Linked DNA regions of Mus musculus: region 1 is linked to region 2. A link is a loop called in an ENCODE intact Hi-C map of the cell type or tissue named here. Cell type or tissue: left cerebral cortex. All regions are shown on one strand. Each heading gives the region's core, and the rest is flanking DNA. Links, peaks and the distances in the headings are about the cores only.

Evidence for each region. A loop is a pair of places that touch in the nucleus more often than their neighbours do. Peaks named below come from ENCODE experiments on the same cell type or tissue, not always from the same donor. Only the 100,000 strongest peaks of a DNase experiment are listed, where the experiment ranks them.
Region 1: a loop joins it to region 2, with 2.5 times the contacts of the local background. A loop is called at or near these places in 9 of 42 quality-filtered maps.

What each region holds. Positions count from the first base shown.
Region 1 is chr14:78,195,601-78,212,118 of GRCm38, reverse strand. No RefSeq gene overlaps it. Among named protein-coding and RNA genes, the nearest start is that of Mir1971, 12 kb to the right of the region's middle. In left cerebral cortex, for the core only: a CTCF peak has its summit at 9,145 (motif pointing left); DNase peaks (open chromatin) are centred at 7,903 and 9,117; H3K4me3 peaks cover 606 bases.
Region 2 is chr14:78,262,355-78,278,563 of GRCm38, reverse strand. Tnfsf11 (tumor necrosis factor (ligand) superfamily, member 11) reads left to right here. Exons shown (of 5, transcript NM_011613.3): 5 at 1-1,118. Among named protein-coding and RNA genes, the nearest start is that of Tnfsf11, 38 kb to the left of the region's middle. In left cerebral cortex, for the core only: a CTCF peak has its summit at 4,807 (motif pointing right); DNase peaks (open chromatin) are centred at 2,303, 3,498, 4,245, 4,786 and 1 more place; H3K4me3 peaks cover 512 bases; H3K27ac peaks cover 1,491 bases.

The DNA.
Region 1 (16,518 bases), core at 4,372-12,371, 71 kb after region 2:
CCTTGAATTCCTGATCTTTCCAAAACTTTTATCATGAATGGGTGTTGGATCTTGTCAAATGCTTTTTCTGCATCTAACGAGATGATCATGTGGTTTTTGTCTTTGAGTTTGTTTATATAGTGGATCACATTGATGGATTTTCGTATATTAAACCATCCCTGCATCCCTGGAATAAAACCTACTTGGTCAGGATGGATGATTGCTTTAATGTGTTCCTGGATTCGGTTAGCGAGAATTTTATTGAGGATTTTTGCATCAATATTCATAAGAGAAATTGGTCTGAAGTTCTCTATCTTTGTTGGATCTTTCTGTGGTTTAGGTATCAGAATAATAGTGGCTTCATAAAATGAGTTGGGTAGAGTACTTTCTACTTCTATCTTGTGAAAAAGTTTGTGCAGAACTGGAATTAGATCTTCTTTGAAGGTCTGATAGAACTCTGCACTAAACCCGTCTGGTCCTGGGCTTTTTTTTTTGCTGGGAGACTATTTATAACTGCTTCTATTTCTTTAGGGGATATGGGACTGTTTAGAAGGTCAACTTGATCCTGATTGAACTTTGGTATCTGGTATCTGTCCAGAAATTTGTCCATTTCGTCCAGGTTTTCCAGTTTTGTTGAGTATAGCCTTTTGTAGAAGGATCTGATGGTGTTTTGGATTTCTTCAGGATCTGTTGTTATGTCTCCCTTTTCAGTTCTGATTTTGTTAATTAGGATTTTGTCTCTGTGCCCTCTAGCGAGTCTAGCTAAGGGTTTATCTATCTTGTTGATTTTCTCAAAGAACCAACTCCTCGTTTGGTTAATTCTTTGAATAGTTCTTCTTGTTTCCACTTGGTTGATTTCACCCCTGAGTTTGATTATTTCCTGTCTTCTACTCCTCTTGGGTGAATTTGCTTCCTTTTTTTCTAGAGCTTTTAGATGTGTTGTCAAGCTGCTAGTATGTGCTCTCTCCCGTTTCTTCATGGAGGCACTCAGAGCTATGAGTTTCCCTCTTAGAAATGCTTTCATTGTGTCCCAAAGGTTTGGGTACGTTGTGGCTTCATTTTCATTAAACTCTAAAAAGTCTTTAATTTCTTTCTTTATTCCTTCCTTGACCAAGGTATCATTGAGAAGAGTGTTGTTCAGTTTCCACGTGAGTGTTGGCTTTCTGTTTTTTTTTTTGTTATTGAAGATCAGCCTTAGTGCATGGTGATCTGATAGGATACATGGGACAATTTCAATATTTTTGAATCTGTTGAGGCCTGTTTTGTGACCTATTATGTGGTCAATTTTGGAGAAGTTACCATGAGGTGCTGAGAAGAAGGTATATCCTTTTGTTTTAGGATAAAATGTTCTGTAGATATCTGTTAAGTCCATTTGTTTCATCACTTCTGTTAGTTTCAGTGTGTCCCTGTTTAGTTTCTGTTTCCATGATCTGTCCATTGGTGAAAGTGGTGTGTTGAAGTCTCCCACTATTATTGTGTGAGGTGCAATGTGTGCTTTGAGCTTTACTAAAGTTTCTTTAATGAATGTGGCTGCCCTTGTATTTGGAGCATAGATATTCAGAATTGAGAGTTCCTCTTGGAGGATTTTACCTTTGATGAGAACGAAGTGCCCCTCCTTGTCTTTTTTGATGACTTTGGGTTGGAAGTCAATCTTATCAGATATTAGGATGGCTACTCCAGCTTGTTTCTTCATACCATTTGCTTGGAAAATTGTTTTCCAGCCTTTTATTCTGAGGTAGTGTCTATCTTTTTCTCTGAGATGGGTCTCCTGTAAACAGCAAAATGTTGGGTCTTGTTTGTGTAGCCAGTTTGTTAGTCTGTGTCTTTTTATTGGGGAGTTGAGACCATTGATGTTAAGAGATATTAAGGAAAAGTAATTGTTGCTTCCTGTTATTTTTGTTGTTAAAGTTGGCATTCTGTTCTTGTGGCTGTCTTCTTTTAGGTTTGTTGAGGGATTACCTTCTTGTTTTTTCTAGGGCATTGTTCCCGTTCTTGTATTGGTTTTTTTCTGTTATTAACCTTTGAAGGGCTGGATTCGTGGAGAGATAATGTGTGAATTTGGTTTTGTCGTGGAATACTTTGGTTTCTCCATCTATGGTAATTGAGAGTTTGGCTGGGTATAGTAGCCTGGGCTGGAATTTGTGTTCTCTTAGTGTCTGTATAACATCTGTCCAGGCTCTTCTGGCTTTCATAGTCTCTGGTGAAAAATCTGGTGTAATTCTGATAGGCTTGCCTTTATATGTTACTTGACCTTTTTCCCTTACTGCTTTTAGTATTCTATCTTTATTTAGTGCATTTGTTGTTCTGATTATTATGTGTCGGGAGGAATTTCTTTTCTGGTCCAGTCTATTTGGAGTTCTGTAGGCTTCTTGTATGTTCATAGGTATCTCTTTCTTTATATTTGGGAAGTTTTCTTCAATAATTTTGTTGAAGATGTTTGCTGGTCCTTTGAGTTGAAAATCTTCATTCTCATCCACTCCTATTATCCGTAGGTTTGGTCTTCTCATTGTGTCCTGGATTTCCTGGATATTTTGAGTTAGGATCTTTTTGCATTTTCCATTTTCTTTGATTGTTGTGCCGATGTTCTCTATGGAATCTTCTGCACCTGAGATTCTCTCTTCCATCTCTTGTATTCTGTTGCTGATGCTCAAATCTATGGTTCCAGATTTCTTTCCTAGGGTTTCTATCTCCAGTGTTGCCTCACTTTGAGTTTTCTTTATTGTTTCTCCTTCCCTTTTTATGTCTAGTATGGTTTTGTTCATTTCCATCACCTGTTTGTATGTTTTTTCCTCTTTTTCTGTAAGGACTTCTACCTGTTTGATTGTGTTTTCCTGTTTTTCTTTAAGGACTTGTAAGTCTTTAGCAGTGTTCTCCTGTATTTCTTTAAGTGATTTATTAAAGTCCTTCTTGATGTCCTCTACCATCATCATGAGATATGCTTTTAAATCTAGGTCTAGGTTTTCGGGTGTGTTGGGGTGCCCTGGACTGGGCGAAGTGGGAGTGCTGGGTTCTGATGATGGTGAGTGGTCTTGGTTCCTGTTAGTAGGATTCCTACGTTTACTTTTCGCCATCTGGTAATCTCTGGAGTTAGTAGTTATAGTTGACTCTGTTTAGAGATTGTTCTTCTGGTGATTCTGTTACCGTCTCTCAGCAGACCTGGGAGACAGATTCTCTCCTCTGAGTTTCAGTGCTCAGAGCACTCTCTGCTGGCAAGCTCTCTTACAGGGAAGGTGTGCAGATATCTTGTTTTTGGACCTCCTCCTGGTCGAAGAAGAAGGCCCAAAACAGGGCCTCTCTCAGAAGCTGTGTTGCTTTGGCAGTTCCCAGAAGCTGTCAGCTTCTGTGGTGCAGACTCTCACCTGTGCAGACAAAATTCCTAAGTTCCAGGGAGTCCTGGAACCAAGATGGCGACCGCTGCTCCTGAGGCTGAGGCCTCCTCCCGAGCCAGGCGGACACCTGTCCTCTGGTCTGGAAGGTGGCCGGCTGTCTGCAGCCTGCAAAGGGTACTGCCTCAGCGGCTCTGTGCTTCTGCCTGTCCCAGAAGCTGTCTGGTTCTCTGGCGCACCCTCTAACCTGTTCAGACTAATTTCCTAGGTCCCGCGGAGTCCCAGAACCAAGATGGCGACCGCTGCTGCTGAGGCTGAGGCCGCCTCCCAAGCTAGGCGGACACCTGTCCTCTGGTCCGGATGGTGGCCGGCTGTCTGCGGCCCGCCAAGGGTGCTGCCTCAGCGGCTCTGTGCTTCCGCCCGTGCCAGAAGCTGTCCGGTTCTCTGGCGCACCCTCTAACCTGTTCAGACTAATTTCCTAGGTCCCGCAGAGTCCCGGAACCCAGATGGCAACCGTTGCTGCTGAGGCTCCCGTTCAGCCTCTTATGTGTGTTTTTTTTCAGGATTTGAACTTAGGTCCTTGCGCTTGGAAGGCAAGTGCTTTCCCAACTGGGACATCTCCCCAACATCCCTGTGATTGTTTTTTAAAGCCAATGAAAGCCTTTGGGACTCAGCCTCTTCTTCTTTTCCTTTGTTGCCAGGACATTCAGAATTAAGTTTATTATGTGGGCCTCCTTTCTGATACAATTACTTTCTTCTTACCCTCTTCTTGGTGTGACAAAGCAGAAGCAACCTAACTGTGGAGTCCACAGATATGATCTTGGCATTTCACACTGTTTTAACTATTATAACGTCATGGTTAGCTTTCTATCACTGTGACGAAAACCTTGAAATTAACAACTTAAAGCAGCCAGGTATGTTTGGGCTTTCAGCTCCTGTGGTTTCCATCTCTGGCTGTTTGGTCCTGTTGTTTCAGGCCTGCGATCACACCCTATATCACAGTGGAGACAAACTCCACAGGAGGCCTGCTCACCTCCTCTGGGAAACAAGAGACAAAGGAAGAACTGAAAAGCATGGAGCTCCTCTTCATTTGTGCAATGTCTCCCAAAGGCTTTTGCTTTTAAGGCCTGACCCCTAGCTGGTGGCATTACTGTGGGCTGGAGGTGTGGGGGTGTGGAGGGGCTTTAGGGGACACAATCTCATTGGAAGAGCCAGGTTCCTGGAATGCCTTCAAAGGGTATGTTAGGATTCTGATCCCCGGCTTTGCCTTCTCATTTCCAGGATGTGGGCAGCTTTCTTCTTTTGTGCCTTTTGGTTACATTTCCATCTTGCCATAGGCCTAAAGAAAAGGAGGCAGTTAGCCTTGAGCTGACACCTCTGAAACCATGAGTCAAAGGAAACATTCCTTTATTTCACTTGTTTCCTCTGTGTTTTGTCACAGTTTCAGGGACCTGACCAATATACTTCTCCAATGACTTACTAACTTCATCCTGGAAAACCCCGCCCACTGAAGACTCCATTGGCTCTCACTAGTACCACAGCCTGGTGACTAAGTCTTTAATACACGAACCTTCAGAGGACCTTTATCCAAATTACCACACTGTATGGCTTAAATATGTACAACTAAATTTTATCTGCGTATGCTATATTCAAAACCTGTATATTCAACACGATAGCTGGATAGCTTTAGAAAAATCACATTAGCCCTTAAACATGTCCTCATTGGCAAAATAATTTTTCAAAGTTGTGAGAACTAGAGATAATGATATAAAGAACCTGCTGCTTATTGACTGCTAAATAAAAGGTAATTTCTTACTAACTTATTCCTTCCTTCCTTCCTATTAGTGTTTGTTTGTTTGTCTGTCTGTCTGTTTGTTTGTTTTGCTTTGCTTGGTTTGGTTTGGTGTTTGAGCCTGCAGGATTTCTGTTGCTATAGGCAAACCACCTGAAATCATAACTGACAGATGCAGAATACAAATGTGCAAACAACACTTAAGAATCTGGGTTGGTCACTTTGCCTTGATGTGTTTGTGTTAGGCCAGTGCTCTTCCCTATTGGGTACCCCAGGAGTACTAAGACAGGCTCCTGTTGGAACGTAGCATCCATCTGATACATAGGTTTGGCTTCACAGCCTTCCTGATCTTCCCTCCCTTCCCTTGTTTCCTCCTTGGGTTGGGACAGCACTGAGATCTTCCCACTTTTCCAGGCTACTCCTTACCCTTCCCTCCTCATGTTTCTCTCATACATGTTTTCTACAATGAATTTCTCTTGCTTTGAATCTTGTCTCAGAGGCTCCAGCAGGAGGTGATTGACACTTCTTTCCTGGAGAATGAGCCCTACCTACTGAGAGCCTCACTATGCTGTCCATGTCTGTAGACTTGTGCACCATGGCCCACATATGCAGTGGCTCAGCACACTCTTCTTAGTCTTTCTAAGAGTCCTTGGTCATGTTCTAGAAAAGAACTGGTCTACACACCATAGCTTCTATTGTGTTCATAAGATAGGCAGAAAGAAATGCCCCGGAGCATGTTTCTGGTGCCCAGGGGGTGGACTGAGATATTTAGAAGTTTTCCTATGAGTGTTTATAGCTAGTATTCCTTTTCTTTAAACCTAACACCTCCCACCCAGGAGCATTCCTTCTTGATGGAATTGCATTTTAACGCAGATTCTTCACTGTTCTCCTTTTCTGCCTTAATCAATAAGGTGCCGAGAGCAAATAGCTTGACATCTATTAGCTAAATCAGTGTGAAAACATCGTTGGGCTTATTACTGTGCCTCCGAGTCTGCTCAGGGAGCTGAAACTAATTGGAACTATTTTAAGAGCCCATGAATTTGGGACAGTTTTGTGCCACCAGCCTCAGCTGGGACACCCAATCTTTTGAGTCCCTCTGCATTTCTTGAACGTGACTTGCTATGAACCCACATTCAGCTAGCAACTTATACTAGGTACTAGGTACTAGGTAAGAGCCTCAGTCATGACCATGGTTCAGGCAACAATGGTTTTCAACTGGAGTGGAACTTCAAAGATGAGAGTAAGCATCTGAAGGACATTGTAGAAAACCCAAGACAGACAATAGGATACAGGGACACAATAGGCCAACAGCTCAGCTGGTAGGGGTGAAGTCCTGCTAGACGATAAAAGCCAAAGTCTAAGTACAATGGTACCCAAACTTGTGAAGGTCAATGTTGTGGCTCTAATTAGGACTTGACCTGAACTGCCCACTCTACTTCCTTTAAGATATGGCTCACATTTTGAATACTTGGTCCTCTCTCGGTGGTGCTGTTTTGGGAGAACCCAAGCTGATGGAGTAGGTCACTAGGGAAGATTCTTGGTGCTGTATTATCCTTGGCCTCTTCTTTTTTCTTCTCTGCTTCTTGGTCAGCCATGAATAGCACCCCTGTCATACAATCCCACCACCATGAACAAGCACATGGGACCAAGCATGGACTGAATCTCTGAAGCCGTGAGCCATATTAAACCCTTCCACCCTTTAGTTGTTTCTCTCAGGAGTCTGCCCATAGCGATGCAGATGCCACTGATACAGGTGACACTCCCTAAGAAGGAAGGGTATGGCCAGAAATAGCACAGCAGAGACAGCGGTGCAGACAGAAGGACCAGGAAGCTAGCTATTGGCACAAGACTGGCTGAGAAGCAAGAGAGAAGGCCAGGATGGGGACAGTGGTTATGGATGGAGCCAGGAAAGCCCAGAGCATCATGGTAGTTGTAGTAGTAAAAGCCACTGAGGACAAAGGGGAATGCTTCTGACTTCTTTATTAAAAGGAAACAAGGATGCACTCTGGAAAGGCAAAAAGCCAGCTTACTACTATGGTGGCGCACAGTCAGTGAGACTTCAAGTCACAAACCAGCTCATCTTCTTGAACGGGGACAGTAGGTCAGTGTCACACTGCAGGGTTAATAGAGTGACAAATCCTAAGGTCTAAAGAATGACTAGGGTAGGGGTTGGTGGTTGTGCAGGGGAGAAGAGAACAGAAAGAAGTGAAAAATAGAGGATGCGTTGCAAATCAAAACATTGACATTGCCACCAAAAAGTAATCAAATACCCCAGCAAAGGAGCATAAGGCCTTTGTGTCCCAACATCTCCATCAAAAATGTCACTTAGCATATGGGCTTTCTTCCGTTCATCTCCCGAGACTCTGAGATTATTTAGAGTAATTGCTCCAGCACAGGGAACATGGAGGGTAACACGCACACTTAGGAGTCATGGTTGGTATTCCTCTCCAGCTAACTTGGTTCTATGTAACCTGGACGTTTAGCCCCGCTCTCAATCAGATCACACTAGAGTCTTTCATGCTCCAAAGCCAAAGCACAGCTATTGCCACCGCCACTCTAGACACGAAGGCTCCGACTGCAGTTCACACAGACAGCTAAGCCAATTGTGGTAAAAGGAGCACCAATCTTAGGAAATTTGTGACCCGAAGACTCACTGACTGTGCGCCACCAAAGTAATAAGCTGGCATTTTGCCTTTCCAGAGTGCATCCTTGTTTCCTTTTAATAAAGAAGTCAGAAGCATTTCCCTTTGTCCTCAGCGGCTCCTATTACTACAACTACCATGATGCCATGGGCTTTCTTGGTTCCACCCATGCTCCACCCCCATTGGCCACTGTACATTCTGCCTTTCCTGGCAAGAGCCTCCAGGTGTTCAGTTTCTGATCCTACAATGACACCCCACTGTCATGCCTTTGCAAACTCTTTCTCCTTTCTGAGAACTTCAATTTTAGCTGTTCGCTCGTTTGCTTAATTACCCTTGTTGCTGATACTCACAAAAAAAGGACTGAAGATGTAACAGATGGTGCCTAGGGATGGGTGGTTACGGAGGCAAAGCTGTCAACATACCTATCGCCAGCCCATTTTAACGTGCGCATTATGTCCCCCTGTGGACTGCTGTAAGGAACTAAGCTGATGTGTGCTGCAGGCGCCTGACTGTACATTGAGCTTAGTAATGCCTTTTCCTTCCCATGACTCTCCCCTATATTTGGCTTCCTGGTGCTTTTTATAATGATCTCTGTTGCATCTTTAAAAACTATTCCACCTCATTTAAAATGTGGCATAAATGATGTGGGGTTTTTGACAAATTAAGTAATAATAAGAAAACATTTTCAATATTCTGCATTTTTCCATTAAGCTCCAAAAAATAGTGATTATAAGATCGCCATTTTCTCTCCACTGTTAACGATGTGTTGGGCCTGGTTTCATTAAAAACCTCATTATTCAAAGATTTATAACTCAGCCCAGGAAATCTCTTTTGAAGTTGTAAACATATCTGATCTCAGTTTTGAAACTTACATTTAAAGTATTTCAGAGGGAATTGAATATCCAGTGAGGGAACCTGTAATAAAGGAGGGCATTAGAATGATAAAATCAATACAATGAAACTTCATACAGACTCGAGGACAAAGGGTTAGAAAATAGAAAGAACAGATATTTGCAAGTTAGACACGGCTTTGTCATGGCTCTGTGTCCAAATAGCTGTTTGAGTTTGAATAATTCATAATCTGAGCTACTTCTAGGCTTTTAAAATGTCAATTGATTATAAGTATGGATGGAATTCCCTTTGGTAAGGAACTGGAACACTGCTGCTTCAGGGGTTGGTGCAATATAAGTCAGCACATGGACTGCTGTGTACTAACCCCAAACTGCAGGGGTGTTTGGGGCCTAGGAAGAGGATACCAGAGCCAGTTTGAAGTGCTACCACTGGCCAAAGGGGACAGTCTGGCAGAGAGAGAGGGTCAGGGCTCAAATGACAAAGCAAGCAGAGAAAGCTGTAACAATGGGTTAGAATATGAGTAAAGAATATGTGATTTGATGCCCTCTTCTGGCATGCAGGTGTACATGCAGATAGAGCACTCATGTACATTAAAATAAAATAACCACAAAACAGTACATCTAGGGTCCAGAGAAGTGGCTAAGTAATTAAGAGTACTGGTTGCTGTTCCAGAGGACCCAGGTTCAATTCGCAGCACCCACATGGCAGTTCACAACTGTCTATAACTCCAGTTCCAGGGGATCTGACACCCTCACACAGACAGGCAGACATACAGGCTAAACATCAATACACATGAAATGATGAACAAACAAACAGTAAATCTATAAATCATTTGGAGTATGTAGGAATGTATTATGATAGTGGGTCTTCTTATTGAAGAATGTTTTCCTCTGTGTATGGTTTTTTTTTTTTTTTTTTGCTTTTGTTCTGGTTTATTTGTTTGTTTAAGTTTTATTCCATAACATATTTTTAATTTCTGGGAGAAATAAAAGAAAGTACTTCCAAGTACTAAAATTAAAGGTGTGTGTGGTGGTTTGAATATGCTTGGCCCGTGGGAAGTGGCACTATTAGGAGGTGTGACCTGGTTGGAGTAGATGTGGTCTTTGTACTATTGTTTTTCAGATACAGAAAGCAAGAGGAGGAGAGAAGAGAGAAGAAGAAGAAGAAGAAGAAGAAGAAGAAGAAGAAGAAGAAGAAGAAGAAGAAGAAGAAGAAGAAGAGGAAGAGGAAGAGGAAGAGGAAGAGGAAGAGGAAGAGGAAGAGGAAGAAGAAGAAGAAGAAGAAGAAGAAGAAGAAGAAGAAGAAGAAGAAGAAGAAAGAGAGAGAGAGAAGCTCATATATATAAAATAAGACACCCGAGCTACAAAGTGTACACCATGAGTCAAACCATTCAACCTGCATGAACATATTCCTTCAAATGGAACATCACAAATATGGAGTGAAATCATAAGATCTGGTCGAGTGTTGCTCATTATTGAGGTCATGAGATGCAGATATGGATGCAGAAGGTGCCAGAGCAGAGAAAGGGATAGGCATAAGGTGTAAAAGAATGTTGAGTAAACTAAAAGGAGCCCGCTGAGATGTGCATGGGGCGATGAAAGTTCCTGTCAGGCGTTTAAAAGACTGGCTATTCCAACATCTGTGGTGGTTTGAATGAGAATGGCCCTTAAGGACTCATATAGTTGAAATACTTGGTTGCTAGTTATTGGACTATTTAGGAAGGATTAGGAGGTGTGGCCTTGTTGGAGAAGATGTGTCACTGTGGGTGGGCTTTTAATTCTCAAAAGCCCCATGCCACACCCTACTTCTTTCTCTGTTTCTAATAGGCTAATAAGATGTGAGCTCTCAGCTACTGCTCCAGCATCATGCCTGCCTACTGCGGTGCTTCCTACCATGATAGGAATGGATTAGCCCTCTGAAACTATAGGCAAGCTCTCAAATACATGTTTTTCTTTTATAAGTTGTTTTAGTCATGGTGTCTCTCCACTGCTACAGAAAAACAACTAGTAACATTTCTTCATGTTAGCTCTAGAGCAGAGATTCTCAGTCCCCTTCTGGGGAATCAAACAACTTTTTCATAAGGGTCACCTAAGGCCACCAGAAAGCACAGATCTTCACATTACAGTTCATAACAGTTGCAAAATTACAGACATGAAGCAGCAACAAAAGTAAGTTTATGGTTGGGGGGTCACCACAACATGAGGAACTGTATTAAAGGGTCACAGCATTAGGAAAGTTGAGAACCACTGTACTAGAGGGTAAGATTATAGGTAGATTTGATGCTGTCTGAGAAACAATCTTCTCTCATTAGATTTTGCCATAGATGAAATAGAAACCCCACCAACTAGAAAGTTTAGTTTCCACAATGATTAATCAGGAATGCAATTTTAAAACTTTTGACAGGTGGGGACAGTTGGTCTGAATTGGGTTTCTCAGCAGATTATCTGGCCAGAAAGTAATCAGAATTATACAAAGAGGTGCTCCAGTGTTCATGAACCCCAAATATAATATTTAAACCCAGTGAGTGCTCTGTTTTCTTCCATGTCCATCACTGTTTTCAAAGCATGTGCAGATGACGGGATTCATCACCCATATGATAGTATATTTGTCTACACAACTATAATAATGCATGAAATCTGGGAGTCTTTTTTATTTTCCTTTCTTCTTTTTTCCCATAAATTAAAACTATGTTCTGGAATAAAGCTTAAACAAACAAGCAAGCAAAAACAAAATCACAAAATCATACACAGAGGAAACCATCCTTCAACAAGAAGACCCACTATCATAAAACATTCCTACATACTCCAAATAATTTATAGATTTTGTTTTGTGGTCATTCTTATTGTTTGTTTTTAAAATGTATATGAGAACTATATCTGCATCTACACCTGCATATGAGAAGAGGGATCAGATCCTATTACAGATGCTTGTAAGCTACCAAGTGATTGATGGGAATTGAATTCAAGGCCTCTGGAAGATCAGCCAGTGCTCTTAACCACTGAGCTATCTCTCCAGTCCTAAGTTGTTTAGTTTTTTAAGACAAGGTTTCTCTGTGTAGCTCTGGCATTCCTAGAACTTGCTCTGTAGATCAGGCTGGCCTCAAACTCACAGAGATCTTTTTTCCTCTGCCTTCCAAGGACTAGAATTAAAGGTGTGTGTGGTGGTTTGAATATGCTTGGCCTGTTGAAAGTGGTACCACGAGGAAGCATGACCTGGTTGGAGTGGGAGTGGTCTTGTTGGAGGAAGTGTGTCACTGTGGGGGTGAACTCTGAAGCTCCAGCCAGTGTAGAAGAGTCAGTCTGCTCCTCACAGCCTTCTTTTTTTTTTAATTAATTAATTTTTTTTCCATTTTTTATTAGGTATTTAGCTCATTTACATTTCCAATGCTATACCAACAGTCCCCCATACCCACCCACCCTGACTCCCCTACCCACCCACTCCCCCTTTTTGGCCCTGGCGTTCCCCTGTACTGGGGCATATAAAGTTTGAAAGTCCAATGGGCCTCTCTTTCCAGTGATGGCCGACTAGGCCATCTTTTGATACATATGCAGCTAGAGACAAGAGCTCCGGGGTACTGGTTAGTTCATAATGTTGTTCCACCTATAGGGTTGCAGATCCCTTTAGCTCCTTGGGTACTTTCTCTAGCTCCTCCATTGGGGGCCCTGTGCTCCATCCATTAGCTGACTGTCCTCACAGCCTTCTGATCAAGATGCAGAACTCCTTCTCCAGCACTGTGTTTGTCTGGATGCTGCCATGCTTCCCATTGCGAAGGGCTGCTCCACCATCTCCAGGAACAGGTTCAAGAACACCACATACTTTTTGATGGCAAACAGTCAGTACAATCTTGGTATTTGCCTGAACTGTTCATTCACAGTATTTGATATCGATGGTTCTCTCCCAGATAATGGGAGCCAGCCAAGGAATAAAGATAAGAACATCTTTCCTCGTGGATGTTAGCACCTTTGGCTGGGAATAGGTCATCCTTGACAGAGTTTCAACTTCCTGGACATCCTACTGCTTGATAGCCACACTAGCAATATCTCCTGGGTCTCCCAATTCCTGGCTTCTGGGGCTCAGAAACTCACACCCAAAGAAAACTAATACAAGCACTATATGGGGAAGGATTCCAAGGTAAAGTGAGCAGCATTTTGGTCTTCAGTCTGCAGCCCAGATAACCCAACAATGGGCATCTGTGAATGAAAAGTCCAAGAGTCCAATAGTTTCTCAGTTCCACAAGGCTAGGTGTTTCAGCTGGTCTTCTGTGGAAGCTGAAATCCTGAAGAAGTGGGTTCCAATAGATGTGCTGTCAAGTGCAAACAGGCGAAGAAGGAAGCCTTTCTTCTTCGATTGTCGTTATGTAGTCACAAGGTATGGCCCAGATTAAAGTTATGTACCAGCATGCCTGGACCTACGTTGTTCTTTACTTGGAACTTTTTCTGTCCTAGACTGACCTTGAATACAGAGATCTGCTTGCCTACTAAGATGGTCCATTAAGTCCTACTTAAAGCAGTCTACTGCATCCCAAATCTGAAGTCCCCAAATCCACATTCTTTCAAACAAAAGCATAGTCAGGCCAATCATAGCAATCCCCCAGTCCCTGGTACCAACTTCTGTGTTAGTTAGGGTTTTACTGTTGTGAAGAGACACCATGACTCAAGCAATTCCTATAAAGGCAAATATTTAATTAGAGCTGGATTACAGTTTCAGAGGTTTAGTCCATTATCATTATGGCAGGAAGTATGGCAGCATGCAGGCTGACATGATGCTGGAGAAGGAGCTAAGAGTTCTGTGTCTTGGTTGGAAGGCAGCCAGGAGAAGATTGATTCTTCCACACTAGTCATACCTTCAAAGTCTACCCCCACAGTGATTCACTTCCTCTAACAAGGCCACACCTACTCCAACGAGGTTATACCTCCTAATAGTGCAACTCCCTGGGCCAAGTATATTCAAATCACCACAGTGTGCACCACCACAACCCACCTGTAGATTTCCCTTTAATCTCTTAAAATATCTCGTGTGTGTGTGTGTGTGTGTGTGTGTGTGTGTGTGTGTGTATGTGTTGGAAGATACAGGGACATCTAACAAATTTAATGGAAGGTTTATTTTAAGACTTTAATTATCAGTAATAACCCTCCTTTTTAGAAGGCATGTGAGACTGATTCCCAATCAGATGGCTGCTTCTTATAAAGGAAGTGATTCAGTGGTGTGAAAGAGGAATTGAAGGAAATAGGAAGGTAGGAAGGGGTCATGAGACAAATCGGCATGTGTGCAGAGAAATTAAAACAACTTGAGATGTTTGAATAAAAAAGAAATCAATTCAGACAAGTGTTTACCAATCATTAACAGGGTAAAGAAACAGATTCAGGGCAGAGACTCTGGTGTGACTCACTCCTAGTATGTCTCTAGACACAGACTATCTCGCCTCCCACCAGCAAGGGAGGAGATCACCACCCCACAACAGTAGAGGTTAAGAAACACTACCATGGCTATGGTACAGGAGGGACAATCTTCCCTCCCTGCAGCTTCTGCTCAGATGAAGAATGGTCACTGGGCTGTGGCCACAGGAGCATGCCTTGGCTCCAACATCCTTTAAGTTCTCTGTGAGCACACCTGCCTGGCCTGACCCAATGCACGCTGGAATCTACAGATACAAAAAGTGGTGCTTGCTCAGAAGAAAAGACTGGGGGAAACAAGAGAGGTTTAGCTATTTCTGTATTGTGAAAGGATTTGCTTGCCACTTATACTCAGAAGGGGTCAGAAGCAGCAAGAGCAGTCTAAGAACCTCTGGTTTAGATCAGAGCTTTGTCAACTATTCCCAGAGATGGTTGTCTCACTCCTTGTTTAGGCTGCATGAGCCACGGTCTCCATGGTAACCAGCTCTGTCACTTTAGCAGGTAAAGAGATAATTCACAAGTGAATGAGAATGGCCAGATTTGGCCCATAGCTATAATTTTCCAATTCTAGGTCGGGAAGATAATTTCTTATGTTGGCATAGTATAACCTCCCAAAATGTGCTGACATTATTGTTAAGTGCTTGCATGTTGTAGTTTTGTGTGTGTGTGTGTGTGTGTGTGTGTGTGTGCACGTGCTGAAAAAACTACTTATTATTGTAAGTTCTCTCTCAAGTGTAGATTCTTGCTTCTAACTGATAAATTTCTATATCCAAATGGGAGTGAAAGTGGCAGAGACCATGAAACTGACAAAGGGACAAAGAGACTGGCAACAAAGAGGCTTTAAAGGAGGAAAGAGAGCGAGGAAGACAGGAGAATCAAGAGGAAGGAGGAAATGCCAAGAATGAAGGGGTCCAGCAGGGAAAGGGGATACAGACATAAGTGGAGGAAGAGTCAAACCAAAGGAAACATGTATGAACCCCTCATATGAAAACCTGCTGCTCTGTAAGGTGTTTTGAACCAGCAAGTCCTATAGAAACTAGAGAATATTGGCAGCAGCTTTATCTGACAATGAAATAACTGCTCCTTGTGTTGCCAGGTTCCAAAGAGAAAAGATCCTTAATGCGCCGTTCAACTTCCAAATCTCTTGGAGCCTGAACACTTCATTAGCTCAGACATTTTCAGTGGGATGTGTGACAGATCAATGGGCACCTTGCTTGTGTCTTTACCCTGGAAGAGGGAAGAGAATAATCTAAAATTGCTATGTTTGAACCAAATCACAACCTTTTATAAAACTGTCACATTCTATCAACATTGCCAAAGGAGGCCAGAAACAGTACTCCGTTGAGGGAAGCGTACATTTTCATCATGTCTACATCAATATTATTCTCAAAAGTCACAAGCTCATTTCCCCACATATTCACAATATGTCAACTATCAATTCTTTGATTATTACCAACGGCCCGGTTTACAGTCTTTGAGAAGGCTAACCAGTTCATACGAGTTTATGATCACATTTTAATTATACAGTATCCAAGATTCTTAATGTGAAACCACAGAGCATACATGTTTAGGCCAAGGAATGCCTGATACCCTCAGTCATGAAAGGTGATCTTAGTTTATCATTTATCCAACTTGTAAGGTCAGTGAGGAAGCAGGACAGACAAGGGACTTGGGGACAGGGGTGGGGGTAGGCAGAGGACATCTCTGAATCTCTGCATTCAGTCTACCATCTGCTTACAACATATGGAGGAGAAAGGGCAGAAAGTATGTCAGGGAAGGGAATGAGAACTGTTCCATTTTATGTCCACAGCTAGCCCCAAGTCTCCATCACTGGCAGCCCATGGCACAGAAAAGGCAGGGATAATGAGAATCAAACTGTTTTGTTCTAGGGATCAATTGCTTTACTGTCTGCAACTGTCATTTTAACCAAAGCAGAAGAGCTTTATCAGATGCTATGTCCAAGGGTGACATGGATTGGGAATTTGTTTTGTGGATGATGATTGGGAATTTTATTTGTGGCTCACACCAATTGGGAACTCTACAGCACAACAGAGATTCTAGAATCAGTTCTGTCTTTGAGATGGTTATGAAGAGTCACCCTGTCTTTGCAGAATAAGAAACTGGACTACACAGAGGTGAACTTACAGTGTTGTGGTATGAGGGTAGTTGGAATGTCTCTAAAGGTCCCTGGAGATCACAGGCCATGGTGATGCTATTGGGAAGTCCTGAAACCTTTGGGAGGTGGAACATAGAGATATCTCTTTATGTCACCAGGGGATCCAGCTATATTTTATGCCATTCTTGTGAGAGAAATGTTTTAAAAGGAATAAACTTGGCCCCATCTGTCCTCTTCTTGTCTGACCTGTCATTCGCTTGTCCCACCACTGTCTACCAACATGTCCTTGAACACCTAACTGTGATTCAAATAAAACATTTCGTTATATAAAGCCATATGCCTTAGATATTTCATTATACTTACAGAAATCTGACTAACACACATGACCTCTTAGAGTTCAACACTAAATATTTAGGTA
Region 2 (16,209 bases), core at 1-8,000:
GGAACATTAGCATGGATGTCCTAGATGTTTGGAAACTTCTTAAAAAATGGATGATGTCTATACATGTGTAAGACTACTAAGAGACATGGCCCACGGTGTATGAAACTCACAGCCCTCTCTCTTGAGCCTGTACAGGTTGTGTATATGTAAAGTCCATAGGTGATGTTAGATTCATGGTGATTACACAACGGTTTTACAATTTTGTAATGATTTCCTAGAATTGAACCAGATTGGGAGAGGTATTCCGATGCTTATGAAAAACTTACACGTGAGCTATGGAAGGGGGTCACAGTCTCTGGGTCTAACCCCTGGACATGTGCCACTGAGAACCTTGAAATTAAGAGGATGCCATGTCATTGCAAAGAAATGATAGTGTGAAGGGTTAAGTTCTTTTGAATTGTTACATTGCGCTGGGACCTGCAAATAAGTTCTTTTTTTCTAATGAGGAGAGAAAAATATATGTATTTTTATATAATGTCTAAAGTTATATTTCAGGTGTAATGTTTTCTGTGCAAAGTTTTGTAAATTATATTTGTGCTATAGTATTTGATTCAAAATATTTAAAAATGTCTCACTGTTGACATATTTAATGTTTTAAATGTACAGATGTATTTAACTGGTGCACTTTGTAATTCCCCTGAAGGTACTCGTAGCTAAGGGGGCAGAATACTGTTTCTGGTGACCACATGTAGTTTATTTCTTTATTCTTTTTAACTTAATAGAGTCTTCAGACTTGTCAAAACTATGCAAGCAAAATAAATAAATAAAAATAAAATGAATACCTTGAATAATAAGTAGGATGTTGGTCACCAGGTGCCTTTCAAATTTAGAAGCTAATTGACTTTAGGAGCTGACATAGCCAAAAAGGATACATAATAGGCTACTGAAATCTGTCAGGAGTATTTATGCAATTATTGAACAGGTGTCTTTTTTTACAAGAGCTACAAATTGTAAATTTTGTTTCTTTTTTTTCCCATAGAAAATGTACTATAGTTTATCAGCCAAAAAACAATCCACTTTTTAATTTAGTGAAAGTTATTTTATTATACTGTACAATAAAAGCATTGTCTCTGAATGTTAATTTTTTGGTACAAAAAATAAATTTGTACGAAAACCTGCCTGGTGCTTTTTGTTCTTGTTCGCTTTCGTGTGGGTCTTGCTCTGCGATCCTGTTCTTTCCAATATGATAATGTGGCTTCTATCTTTCTCCAAAGGTTACTGGGAGAAGTGCAGATTTAATTAAAAACTAGGAACAGATTCAATTAAATTAATGAACCTTGGAATTTGAAAAATAATTTGCAGGGGATTTGTATGCAAGGATGTAGCCAGAGAGAAAACAGACTTTTCACTCAAAAAAGGAAAAGTTTTCTCTCCTCAAATCATGAGAAAAATATGGTGCTTTGAGCTGGGGGGAAATTGGGGCTTGCTTTCCCTTACCGTAGTAAAGGGGGGCTCACTTTGGCCTGGACATGTTTCCTCTTGGAAATCAGTGTGGATGAGCTGTCTAAACCACGTCGATTACTCATGAAGGGCAGAGACCAGAAAACAGTCAGCTTGGGAAGGCACAGCAAGCCATTCTCTGAGATACTCGTCACTGGAAGATAAATGTTTTAGGATGATAACAACAGCCTAGAATAGAGGGAGGGATAGCAGATGTTACAGAGAAGAAACCGTAAATTTTAAACAGCGGAGCTATCACGGTGGGACTCGATGGTGTTGGCCACATACACGGACTATTTTACATCTGTCAGTAAATCTGAGTCTGAACAGTGCAAAACGTGACTTGGGCACTGTGTATCCCGACAGCTGCTGCTTGTTTCAAGGAAGAATTTCGAGGAGCAGCCGAGTTTCTGCAGCTTCCGCAGACATAGAATTTTGTTGCGGCCTCATGAGCTACCCAGCTTAGAGCCTGCTCCAGCAGTTTCGGCTCGCTCATTTCATATTACTTTGTGCAGCGTCAGTGATGTGCTAGTTACAGTCCCAGGCACCATGGCTACGAAGGCAGGTCTCCCAGCCCCAGGCTCCTGTTCTAGCGCTGGTTCTGCTTATGTTAGATGTGGCAAGGAGCATGCGCTGCTTGATCCAAATCTTGGGAATCTCAGAGTCTAAAATGAAACCGCAGGAAATGGAAAGAAAGTACAATGTGGGCACAGAATATTCACTATTAATTTTTACTGAGGGGTAGCATGTTAGTTATTTTTGAACTGCTGTGATTAAAAATCTAAAGTGAACACCTTAGGGGAAGAGAGGTTTATTCAGGCTCAAGATTTTAGAGGTTTCGATCCTCCATGTTGGGGAGATGGCGGTGACAGCGGGGCGGTCAAGGAGCAGAAAGCATGCCCATACTGCAAGTGGCTCTGTCCCTCGGTCCTCTCAGGAAACGTCCATGCTGACATGCTGTGCCTTCCTGATCAGTCCAGACTAGCAGACCCTCAACATCGGCTATCCATCAAGAATAACCAACTTGCACTCTCCCAAAGATGCAGGGGCAAAGTGTCAGGATCGCCTGCGGTGATTCGTGGGGGCTGTCCAACATGTGAAAGCAACATGGCTTCACATGATGCCAAGAAGAACCTCCTTGGCAGCCCTGGGGGATTCAGCCACAGTGTGATGTGGAGGATAATGAACGCTACGCTATGGCACCTCAGGTCGGTTGGGGGAGGGGAGACAATGACTTAGTGACTTATTTAGAAATCAACCAGTGTTTTAAAGTGGGTAACGGCAGGGATGGGATATAGTGAGAGGCAAGAAGCCACCTCGCTTCCGGTCATGCCTCAGTTTGCCAGGCTCGGAGCAGCATCTTCTAAGTGGGTTTAAAATGCAGGCGGGAACACACAGCACGTCCCTGCTTCCTTCTCTTCCTTCTGCTTTGCTTTCCTGTGCATCTCTTTCTTGTGTCTGCCCCCTACGACTGAACCCTCCCATCCTCCGCCTGCCCAGACTCCCGTGTCTCCCATCGTCCTACTTTGCTTTCTGTTGCTATGACGGAAGCCGCAACAAAAGCAGCTAGGGAGGAAAGGGTTTATATGGCCTACATGTTTCAATTGCAGTCCATCGGAGAGGGAAGTCGGGGCAGGAGCAGAGGCAGAATCTGGAGGCAGACACTGAGGCAGAGTCCACAGTGGAGCACTGCTTACTGGCTAGCCTGTTTTCTGATACCACCCTGGACCTCCATCCCAGGGGTGGCACCACCCACAGTGACCTGGACCTTCCTGCACTAATCATTAATCAAGAGAATGTCCCACAGACCTACCCAGAGGATGATCCGATGGAGGTAACCCTCCAGTGGACGTTCCCTCTTCCCACATATGTCTAAGTCTGTGTCAGGTTGATACAATCTGGTCAGCATACTCATGGTCCTTAGGCTGTTGGGTCTCCTTGAGATGAACGTATGTCCCTAGAGTATGTCCCTGCCCCGTCACAGCTGACTCGGTGGGAGGCATGACAAAACAGTGTAGGAAACCTGTGTCTAGTGGAAGTAATGGATCTGAGCTGCTGGCTCCTTTTACCTGCAGCATGTCAGCCCTCTTAACCTGCCAAGTCTGGGGAAGGAGAGCATGCCAAGTCCCAGGTTATCTGTCTTCCTGAATCAATTTTTACAACCACACCAGGCCCATGCATCCAAAAACTGACATGAAGCGATTCTTACTTTAGTGTGTTAGCTTTCTCCAAACTGTCTCGCTTTTTGCCATTCATTTGAAAAGGAAAAAAAAAATTGCAATGGTATTTTGTCTACAGCTATAAAACAAGCATCCTTTTTTACTAATAACGCACTTATGGGAATTCTTTTGTTCTTTTTTAACTTTAAAGATTTACTGTGTGTGAGAGGGAATGAGAGAGAGAGAGAGAGAGAGAGAGAGAGAGAGAGAGAGAGAGAGAAGACGAATGCTCTGGAACCAAAGGGGGCCTTCTGATCCCCTGGAACTAGAGTCACAGGCCATTGTGAGCATCTTTACATGGGTGCTGGGAAGTAAATTCAGATCTCTGCTAAGTCACCTCTCCAGCCCTGTTTTTATTTTGGTAACTTGAAATTCTATTCGGGGCTCGGTACTACGGCATCTTAAACAACATTCCAGTTCTTTTGTTTTAATTAGAGATGGCCTGAGCCAGGAGCGTTGGCATCTGAGCACAGATGATGGGCATCCCAGATCAAGCAAAGAGCACAAATGGCTTCTCTTCCAGCTTTACTCAGACCGTCAGTGTATCAGATGCTGCCCGCCCACACTGGGGAAGACAGTCGTGACTCAGCTGATCAATTCCAGAAATACCCTCACAGACACACCCAGAAATAGTGTTTTCCTGTCTGTCTGGGAGTCCTATAGTTGTTCAGTGGATCTGCCTCATAAAACTAACTATCATGCGACATTAAGGACTCCGAGTCACCTGTAACATAACTTAGAAGAAGTTTGCTATTTTAGAAACCCAAACGCGCTTGGACAATGGCAATTTTACTTCTCAACTTGATGGGGGTTACCATGGAAACAAATCTCTGATCATGCCCCTGAGAGAGTATCTAGATTAGGTTTGTTGAAGTCAGACTAGACTTGAATGTGGGCAGTACGATTCCCTGGGCTGAGTTCATGCCCAGGTCGGCAGTACAGGAGTCATTAGGAGCGTCTGGTCCGTGGGGATGAGATAGAACAGTGAGATTCCATATTAACCCAGGTTTCACGGCTATTAGTACCAGCATCTGTTTAGCTCAGAGCATGTAACTCAGGAGGAAGACTGGCAGAATCATCAAAAATCATCCAGTCGCTGAATGTCTACCCAGACAACAGAGGGCGCCATGTGCCTGTGAGTCCTGGGCTACCCAGACACCAGGGGGCGCCATGTGCCTGTGAGCCTTAGACAGAGAGATAAAGAAGAGCCTTTGCAGGGTGAATTCTCAAAGTATCCACGAAGTCCTGCCTTGAAACTATGATGAGCTCTGTTGACCTCTGAATGGGTATGGCTGCTATAACATAACAGACAAACTTGGTGGGTTAGAACTGCAGAAATGCATTCGCTTTACTTCTGGATTAAGAGGTTGAAACAAAGGCGTCGGCGGGGCCATAACTTGGAAATTCTGAGAGCCAATTCTTCACCTCTCTGGTTTCCAAGGATCCAAGGAGTTTCCAGTACCAGTCTTGTTTCAAATTCTGCCTCTGCCCCGTCTTCACACTTTCCATACCTTTGATTTCCAGTCCTCCATCTGAGCTCTTTATTTTATTTTATGTGTGGGCACCAGCATATCACAGGTGGAGTACAGAGGTCAGAGGACAAGTTCTTCGGGGAGCTGATTTTCAACTCGGTCCTCGGGCTTCACACCCGAGGCCTCCACCTAGTGAGCCATCTTACCAGCCTCATCTTTTCTTTCTTATAAAGGAACAGGGCGTGACGTTTAGGGCCCACCCTGACCTCATCTTCACATACAGACTTATGCCTGCAGTGGCTCTTTGACTGAGGAAAGTCACATTCACGAGTCCCAGAATTCATAGGCTGTCGACATGTCTTTTACTGGGGGCCCTTCCACCTACTAGACTCTCCGAAGCATCATGTCTAAAGTCTCAGCGGCTCTGTTGCCAGCCACTCTCCTCTCCTCCCTTTTGGGGCCTTGGCTTGAGGGAGGGATTGGGAACGAAGAGACTGTGATTATGAAAATAACAAGCAAAATACAGAGCGATGCACATTTCTGTGTCTGCAAATTTCTAAAAATGTGGAGGCAAACCCCAGGGGAGGTTCACAAATACCAGCGTGTATCTGTGTTGGAGAGGTGGGATTATGGGTGTTTTCATCCTGTTGCCACGCTGTTGTTACACCGCTATTGAAGTCGGCAGTAAGGGGCATTAAACATCTTTTCAACATAGGAAAGAGACTCTGGCTTTTGGAACAATCTAGGTTCTGAGCGGTGGCCCTGTGTGCTTTTGAAGTGGAATGCCCAGGGGCTTGGGCCGAGCACTGGGGAGCTGGAATGTGAAGGAGCCAGCTTTTTGAGCTGGAAGAAGCTCTGATTTTGTTTACAGCCTTTGACTTGGATTACATTCCTGATTACAGGCTAAATATACCTGTGGGAGTCGGGCTCAGTCACCACTGCTGACTGCATCACTTTCTCCCAAGATTTGCCTTCCCTCTGTCTTCCTGATTCTAATGAAGAGATTAGGAAGCAGGATGCGGTTGAAGAAGGGAGAGCAGGGCCCTGCATGCCTCAAGTGTCTGTTTAAGGGGCTCAGAGTTAATTTTTCAAAGATTACTTTGACAGCTTGTTTTCTGCCGTCAACAGGGAGTAAGCAAGACAGGGACGAAGATAAATTAATTGAAATGTTTTCTTAGCATGTAACTGTGGCATGGTGATTTAATCAGGTATGCATCTTTGTAAGGGATTGTTACAAGAAGCTCAGAGTTAAATTGTATCTTTTTGGATGATACAAGAGAGCTTATGGAGAAAGAATTCTTTTTTTATAGTAGAAATTATTTTGTTGTACCCAAGTTCCTATCAACCCAAAGAAGTCTAACTTGGAAGATTATGGTACTTACAGAGCATCTACTGGCCTTGGAACAGAGGTAAGCTTATGGCCCGTTAGCACTGTGAGAATTCAGATGTTCTATCAGTAAAGTCTGATGAAAGGAAGTAAACTCCTCAGAATTCACTAAAGGAGCATGTAGGGACATACTGATCAATTGGTGGTAGATCTAAGTGGGGATTAATTTAGGGGAATTGCCTTATGTCAATATGGGAGGCTGAGAAATTCCACTTTCAAACTTTAAAATTTTTTAAATTTAAATGCACCATTTATTTATTTATACCCCAAAGACTGCCTCTGATTCCTGGTCCCTCCCTCACAGAGAGCTTCTCGCCATACCCCCTCCCCTTCTCCGCTGAGAGGATAGATTTCCTCCTGGGTATACCCCAACCCTGGCACATTGTCTCTGCCAGATTAGCACATCCTCTCCCACTGAAGCCAAACAAGACAGCCCTGTTGGGTTAGGATACCACAGTCAGGCTTCAGCTTTAGGGAGAGCCTCCACTCCAGTTGCTGGGAGTAGGGGGTGGGCACATGGAAACTTAGCTACATGTGTGCTGCATATGAGCCAGGAGTTTTGTTCCAGCCCATGTGTATGTTCTTTGGTTGATGGCTCAGTCTCTCCCAGGAGTCCCAGGAGAGTCCCAGGAGAGTCCCAGGAGAACTCCCAGGAGTCCAGGTTAGTTGACTTTGATGGTCTTCCAGTAGGGTTCCTATCCTCTTCAGGACCTTCAGCACTTCCCTCAACTCTTTTATAAGAGTCCCTAACCTCTGTCCAATGTTTGGCTGTGGGTATCTTCATCTGAAGCTGCTGGGCAAAGCCTCTCAGAAGACAGTTATGCTAGGCTCCTGTCTACAAGCAACACAGAGTATCATTAATAATGTCAGGGATTAGCATATGCCCGTAGGATGGGTTTCAAGTTGGGCCGGTTATTGGTTGGCCATTCCTTCATTCTCTACTCCATCTTTGTCCCTGCATTTCTTTTAGACAGGGCAAATTTTGGCTTGGTGTCCTTATCCTTCCACTGAGGGTCTTGACTGGCTGTGTTAGGTGGCCACTTCAGATTCATGTCCCCACTGTTAGGCATCTCCACTAAGGTCACCCACATTTTAAAGCTGGGGATGCTGATAGTACTATTTAGTTGAACTCACAAGGCCTCAGGATTGGGGTGGAGGGCATAGATAAGAGTCCTACACTCTAAAGACCAGGTAAGGTCCAGAGTTCTGATATCAGAGGGCAGGGGAGGAAGCGGATACCCTAGCTGCAAAATGGAGAGACTTTTGGCTCTGTGTTTGTTCTGTTCAGCTTTCAGCTGTTTGGATGGTTTCCCCATTGTGAGAGGGGACCCTCCTTTCAGTCTCCTTTGAAAACACTCTCCCAGACATACTCAAAATAATTCCTCATCAGCGGCCCACATGTGGGCTTCACTCTAGTGCACATCTAAAAAGGAACCATTGTAGGCTTAGGCTTTCCTCTAAACCTACTTTATTTAGGTTTCTTAAACATTTCAGCCTCCCTTCTAGCCCACTGACCAGAGGTAGAGGTGGGGAAAAAATGAAGGTTTTTAGGAAAATAAGGATGTGAACCTGTTTAGAAGTAGTTCTTTGGGGGTGATTCCATTCTTTGTTGTCAGGACACACAAATCATTAGCAGCAGCTCTGTCCAGCAGAAACTGCAGGGCTCCACTAAATCTGCATGAGTCAGCAGAAGATGCAAGAATTAGCCGGAATACCACAAGACGCTGTTTGGCATGTTTTTCTCTATGAACTGAAGACCAGCAAAGAGTTGTCTGGCTAGCAAGCAAGGACCAGTGAAGCATTACGTGGTGTAGCAATGCAAGAAAGACCTCTCCAATGTTTGCAGGGTTCCATTTATACTCGTTCCGTACATCACACACCCTCTCACAAGTCTGCTTCAGCCACATCCTCTCATGTGCCTGTGCAATGAAAGCAGAGGAACTCATTGTGTCTTGTTATTTATTTGTTTGTTTGTTTATTTATTTATTTATATTTACTTTACACCCTGAGCCCAGTCCCCTCCCTCCTCTCTTGTCAGTCCCACCCTTATATATCGCTCTCCCCATTGCCCCTCCCTTTCTCGGGAAGCCACTCTTGGGTCCCACCCCACCCTGTGACTAGGCACATCTTCTTCCACTGAGGCCCAACCAGGCAGTCCAGATAGGGGAAGAGGAACCAATGGGAAGAAACAGAGACTGAAGACTAAACTACACATTTGTTACAAGTGAGTAGGGAGTCTAGCATACTCCCTGGCTGGCAACTCAGGCTCTGTGTGCCCCCAGGGTCCCAGGTCATTGTGTCTTGTCAATGTTTATAGTCATTGTTCTTATTGTTGTTGTTGTTGTTGTTATTATTTTAGACAAGATCTCACTATGTAGCTCTGGCTGACCTAGAACTCTCAATATAGATCAGGCTGACCTCAAACTTTAGACCTGCCAGCCCCAGCCTCCTGCATTTAAGTCACATATCTTTGCATTCATCCTATTCATCGTCTATAGATTATTAAAATGAGCCATCTTATGACTGATATGCCTTGGTTTTGTAGGGGGCTCAGGGAAAGTTTTGTGGTCATAGGAGTCCTTAGAAAATGGACTCACTCAGTGTCCTGGCTCTACTGTATACAGATCCCGAGTTAATCTAGGGCTGACACATATTTTAAAGTATCCATTTAGTATCTTTTTCTGTGAGCAAAGGAGAGTGTAGGGGGCACTGGTGGCATCATTTTTGACAACTCCATTTGGCTGACGGGAACAGTCTAGGTTTGGCTCACACAGGTGTTCACTGGGATCCACCCAGAGAGATTAACAGCCACTTTTCATTAGGGGAAAACACTGCAGAGAACTGTCATCTGCCTCCCTCAAATGTGGAGGACTGCTGGGCTGAGAGTGATTGAGGAGAAGCAGACGTTTTACTGATTCACTACATGCAGGTCATAGATGTGCTTAAAATCACCGAAGCTGCTCCGGCCTTGTTCCATGGGGTACAAAGGCTGATCAGCAAATACAACTGCAGGCTCTCGATGGCCAGGAACTGGTAAGAGCAGAGCCTTCCTTAACTAGGTTTAGCCTTTGTCTTCTACCCTTCCCCCTTCAAGTTGCTGAAAGACCTAGTCTCCTCCCTTTGCCTCATTGCTCCTCTGAAAATGTGCTATTTGTTGTTGAAGATGCTATATAAGCTGGAATTCAAAACTCCCTTCTTGGAAAATACTTATTCAGGCTGGGCATGGTGGCACACGCTTTTAGTCTTAGCATTTGGGAAGGAGGCAGAGGTCGACAGATCTCTGGGGTCTCTCTGAGTTTGAGACCAGCCTGGTCTAGAGAACAAATTCCAGGACAGCCAGGGCACAGAGAAACCTTGTCAAACAAATGAACAAACAAACAACAACAAAACAAAATCCAAACCAAAGCAAACCAAAATAAAAAGCAACAACTCCCCCCAAAACAAACAAAATAACAATAACAACAAAACAACAAAAACTAAGAAACAAAAACCCCAAACAACAAAACAAAACAAAACAAAACAAAAACCCTATGACTTATTCACAGTATCTTGCACATACTTCTGAAAGATATGCCTCCATTTCCTTTTGTTAGCCTGTTTTTCATAGCTGATCCATCATGTCATACCTGCAAGGGTTCTGATTTCCGCTAGAGTTCCTCTCAGGTGGATGCTCCTATGGATGTTGAAATGAATTCCCAATGATTTCAGAAGTACATATACTCTCTCTGTTTTCATCTTACACTTCCGTGTCAGAACTCCCACCCCTCCAGCCCATTCACTTCAGCTTTGTTAAGGTATTGCTATTATCAGCAGTCTTTCAAAACAAAGTTCTCCCCTTATGCCTGAGAAGTACCGTTACATCCACTCGTCAAAGATAGCAATAAGCCAGAAAGAAACGCTGTCTTATACCTAGAAGACTTATGCCGCCTTATGTCCGTGATTACAAATTATGGGCTGAGCCCAGCAGTTGTGGTATGTATGCCTTTAGTCCCAGCCCTTGGGAGGTGGAGGCAGAACTCTGTGAGTTTTAAGCCAGCCTGGTTTGCTGAGCAAGTTCCAGGATAGCTGGGTGCACAGAAAAAGCTGTCTTGAAAAACCAAACCAAACCAAACCAAACCAAACCAAACCAAACCAAACCAAACCAAACCAAACCAAACCAAAAATGGATCAGAAAGTTTCAGGTGGCTGAAAGTGTTGAGACTGTTGTATACTGTATGTTCAGTATACTGTTGTATACTGAACATTATTTTAGGGCTGATCTTGTACAGTCTGTTTTAACCCTATCACCGTTCTACATGGTAACTGTCAGAATTCCTCTTTGCAGACTTAAAAACAAAAATGGAATTTGCAGGGTGTGTGTGTGTGTGTGTGTATGTGTGGTGTGTGCATGGTGTGTGTGTGTTGTACATGTGTGTGTATGGTATGTATATGTTTATGTGGTGTCTGTGGTATGTGTGTGTTTATGTGTGGTGTGTATGTGTGTGTTATATGTGTGTATGTGATATGTGTGTATTTATGTGGTGTGTGTATGTGTGGTATTGGCGTAATGATATTTATGTATTTATGTGTAGTGTGTGTGCGTGGTATGTGTGTGTGTGGTGTGTATGTGTGTATAGTGTGTGTGTGTGTGATGTGTATGTGTGTATAGTGTGTGTGTATGTGTATATAGTGTGTGTGTGGTGTATATGTGTGTATAGTGTGTGTGTGTGTGATGTATATGTGTGTATAGTGTGTGTGTGTGTGTGTGTGGTGTATATGTGTGTATAGTGTGTGTGTGTGGTGTATATGTGTGTGTGTGAACTGAATATAAGTGTGGAGCTTTCTCCAGCCTGCCTGCTGCTGCAGAGCTGACTGATGTAGGTCCTTCTGCCTTAACTGTCCTCTCACTTACCCCAGTTTGGCTTTTCCCATCCTTCGGTTCCTCACCTTAGTCCCTCCTCCTCCTGACTTCACTCCAATCTTTCCTTTGTGGGTTTCTGCTGCTGCTTACATTTTAACCATATTCACCTAAAGTGCCACTGATTTTGTGTTTCCGTTGCCTTCTGACTGTTTGCTGCGTTAGTATCAGGAGTACTGTTCGTGTTTCTCTCATATTCCCACAGACACTGAGTGCATGACAGGACAGAGAAGACTCCATTAGAGGATGCTTGATGTGGGATGCTCGAGCCTACCTGGGTCCTCTCTCAGTCATAAGTATCCCCAGCACTTATGGGTTCTTGGAATTCCCATCCGTCTTTTTCTGGGCTACATAACATGGAGTGAGTGGAAAGTGGTAAGTTTACATTGAGAATTCTTTCAGGTTCAGGGCAACTACATGGGCCCCCACAGGAGTGGGGTGAAGACCACATGGGCAGAGACTACGATGCTGTGAGATCAGGATCCTAGACCAGTTTTCAATGATCATTTTTAACTTGGGGTAAAAGCTTAACTTTCCTCTAACGCCACTTCATTGTTCATAAAATTGAAATCATAACGGCCATCTAATGTACCTCTCTAATAACCAAGTAACTTATCTTCTGGGTTTCCGAGAGTTCATGTAAACAACACATGTAGATATCGAGAATGAAGTGAACGAGGGACTGAGTCGGTCAGCGCTCACAGCTTTCCTGAGCTTTCTCCACGTCTGCTCATTCTTGACCCTGGTTTGGTGCCACCTCCTCACCAATGAGCATTCCTAGGGGACACCCAAGGGACCAGTCAGTTCTTGCCCAGGTTTCTGGAGTGAACTTTGTGTTCAGATCATTACAACATTAATGGAAAAAAAATGGAGAGCAGGCAGGAGAAGCAAGTTAGGGATTTACTGGCAGCATAATAATGGCAGCAAATGACAATAGAGTGTGTTCGTGGAAAATACTTGGAAAAGCGAGATGCTATGTGTTCTCACTACAAAAGGATAACTGTACAAAATAATGCACTTAACAACGCATGTGTATTTCAAAGCCTCATGATGTATAGGACAAATGCATGTAATTTTGTTTGTCAACTTTAAAACTATGAAATAAAGAACTATTCTGTTTAGATTTGACATTTCAAATATTTTTCTCTTGTTGAGCTCTGGTTTCACCATCCTGAGTGTGAGTTTATTTCTTTCAAATTCTCCCTTTCTAAAGTGGAAGAGAAAATAGAGGGCAGAAAAGAGGTTCCCCTGAATCTCAGTTGCAAAGGATCATTCGCTCGCTCTGACAGTGGAGCCCACAGTGCTCTCTAAGAATCCTTGAATCAGGGCCTGGGGCCAAGTCTTTTCCCTCTCTCTGAGCCCATCTAGATGTAGCTGATGTGTATATCTGTGGTGGGGCTGATCCAAGTGCCATGGGGGGCCTCGTGGTGAAAACAAGGGAGTCCAAGAAGATAACAGCCTAAATAATTATTCCTCATTAAAACAGGTAACTATTTAAGGACCACCCAGATCTATTGATTTTTCTATCCTATAGCTTCCCAGACCCAAGTGCCTAACAGTTAATAAAGGCTGAATAAATTACTGAACAAAATCTAAGTAACCCTTTATCTCCTTCTCATTTTTCCTCCTCCTCTGCCATCTCCTCCTCTCCTTCTCTGTGTCTTCTCGTGTTTCTCCTTCTCCAGAGATATGTGAGTTCTGGCAGAAAGAAAAATCTCCAAAGAAAGGCAACATGTGTTTCAGATCACAAGGACTGGTCAGAGAAGGTAGATTTGGGGCATTTGTTTTTATATCTGTGTATGCTGGAGTGGCACAAATTAGGGTAGTTTTTATCTGCAAATAACAGACATTCCTAAGTCAAAGTGGCTTCAATAATGAGAAAATTGCTTTTCCAGTGGAGTTAGAGACCCAGAAGTATGTCAGGCTCCTAGTGTGCTCTGCCCAGACTCCAGGGTCACATTTCCTCCACCCAGGTCAGGTTGTGCTTTGTGTGTTGTCTTCAGCCCCAAGATGGCAACAAATTGATCATAGCAGATCCAGTCTCAAGCCCAGATAGAACGCTGTTCACAGGAAGAAAGCAAGCCCAGGGATTCCCCAATGCTGAGAAGTGACAGCTATCAAAGTTCAGATCTTCAAAATGCAGAACTGGGTGAGCCCCACACGAAGTGATAATTCTTCTCCTCTTCTTCCGTATGATGGTGGTGATCATCATCGTTTTCGTCGTCTTCTTCATCATCTTTTTTAAAATTTTCAATATTAAGGATTGACATTGGGACCTGAGTGAGGGCCGAGCTCTACATTTTCCTCAGTTAGCTCTGGCACCTGTCCAACACTAGTGCCTGCATCTTCTCTGTCCTGTTTTGGATATGAAAGATGATAAGAAGGTTTGGTCCCCTAAGCATCAGAGTTCAGGTGTGAATTTTAGGAAGGGATCAGGCCGTGAGAACTCTCTATTGAAGTGTGAGGACACTCTTAGCAAATGGAATCCCAGTTGAATAAGGTCCCCAGGGGTGTAACAAGAACATATAACCTTACCCACTAACCCTTCCTCCCCTGACCCATTAGCTCAGCTTCCTGACTGCTAGGAGGCGAGCAGCTTGGTCTCACTAGACCCTCCACCCACGATCTTCCTGAGCTAGAGGATCATGATTGAAACCCAAAACTGTGAACCAAAATTGTTCTTCTTTTAAATGGTTTTTCCCTCTGGAAATTGCCACAGTGATAAATGGTCTAACAATTTCTGGGGTTGTTGGTGCAAGGCGAGTGTGTGTTTAATCAAAGATAGTCCATCTGACAAGGACTCATTTCCTGAGCCCTCCCCTTTGGGCTGATTAGCTAACCATCTTATAGAAGTCCATCTCCCACCAATGGAATGAAACAAAATCATGGCCTATGTCAAATGAACAACAGGAGCCATGTTGGCCCCTGTGTGCTTGCTGCCCCAGTAGGTGGATTCTGACTCATCCACACCCTCCCCCCTTCCATCCCCACCTTGCTGAGCTGCTTTCACTCTGTTTGTTCCTTTGTGAGACTCTGAGATTATTCGTGATTTTTTTTCCTAACACTACTTTCTGTACTAGAGACTGTATTTCCTAATACCCATGTCATGGGGCCATGTGACAACTTCTCAACAATACAATGTGAGTAGAAATGAAATGTCACCTATAAGCCCTAAGGGGGTTAGGAAGTGGTTTGGTTTTTTTGCTTGCTTGCTTGTTTGTTTGTTTTTCTGTCTTGACTTGAAGCAGAAAATTCTGATGCCTGAGAAACCCAGACTAACAGTTGCAAGAAGTCAGGACCCTGGAACTTCTTATGGAGGAAAGCTATGCCCACACCTACAGTAACACCTGGTGTGTGGATGAAATATATAGACTTCTGTTGTGTTAAGCAACAGATACTTTGAGATTCGTTTATTACTGAAGCTAGTATTGCTCTGCTAATATATGCTATTTCAAAACACAGAGCTATTAAGCCTGTCTTAGAGTTCTTATGAAGATCACAAACTCCTAATGCAACTTTTCTGCCATCTGTTCATCTCAGCAGGGTTCCTAACTCTAGTCTTTATGAAATACTGACCTATCAGGAAACTACAGCCTCCCACTTTAGCCTCATGCTCACAAGTGCAATGACTCCTCTACTTTGACAGATGCCCAACACAGGCCTGAGTCACTGATACTGCAAATCTTTCAACTAAGTCTGTGGCTATTGGATAGGGACAATTTTGTATTCTGAGACCCTTGGACAAGGTCAGAGAAAGAATTTCACACCCAGTTCCCTTCAAGATCTCTTCACAGAAGGAGATGGAGGCAGCTTTTGTATTCAATTACTTTTTAGCAAGTAACTTCTACCTAAACCACACACACACACACACACACACACACACACAGAGAGAGAGAGAGAGAGAGAGAGAGAGAGAGAGTGCAGTTGGACCATAAGAATTAACATTCATAATCAAGAAGAAAACACATTGCTAGATGTCTGGGTAATTTTAAAGACTTTTGTTCCATAGATCAGGAAAGATTCTGGCCTTCAGAATAGTTAATATATATCCTATCTTGAAGAACCAAATACATTAATTCTCTTCAGATCCTGCTTATTTTGAATAGGATCATCTTGGGGGTACCAAGAAGAGTAAACTGGCCTATTGCTGACCTATGACTTAGCTGATAAGTGAAACTATGGAAGCTTTCATAAGTAGATACTGGTCAGTCTACACTGGGGATACTCATCATACACACTGTATTGTGTGCTGTAAGAACTGGAGTGGGCGGGGTCTCTGACTGGTTTCAGTCTTCTAACAAGAGCTGCATGCCTTAAACTGGGACAGATCAACTCTTCTGACGGCTGGCACTTTCCTCACACTCCGTGGACAGACAGAGCTGATGTGAAGCCACGGTAGCACACGATTCCTCTTGGCAGTGGCCTCGGGCAACCCAGACTCCACTCTACTTCTCGTCTCCTGTCCTGTATTATGACTGATACCAGAAAGGGTCTGTCTGCTGTTGATAAATGTGGATAAGACTTAGCAATCTTCCAACTCCCAGGAAGGGAACTGTCTTGAGTTCAAGAGGAAAATAGCAGAAAAGGTCTCTGCAGACATCTGTGGGCACCATCTTGGGTCAAGAGGCTTAGTGGCAATTTAGTTCTCCACTTACTGAGGCTCTATCAGTGCCAGATAAGTAGCAATAACAAAGGGATTAATGACAGACTTCCTAACTCCCATGGCAGTGTGAAGGGGACTACAAAAGTCCACATAAGGTGAGACAGGTCAGAACAGAAATATGTCTTAAGGTT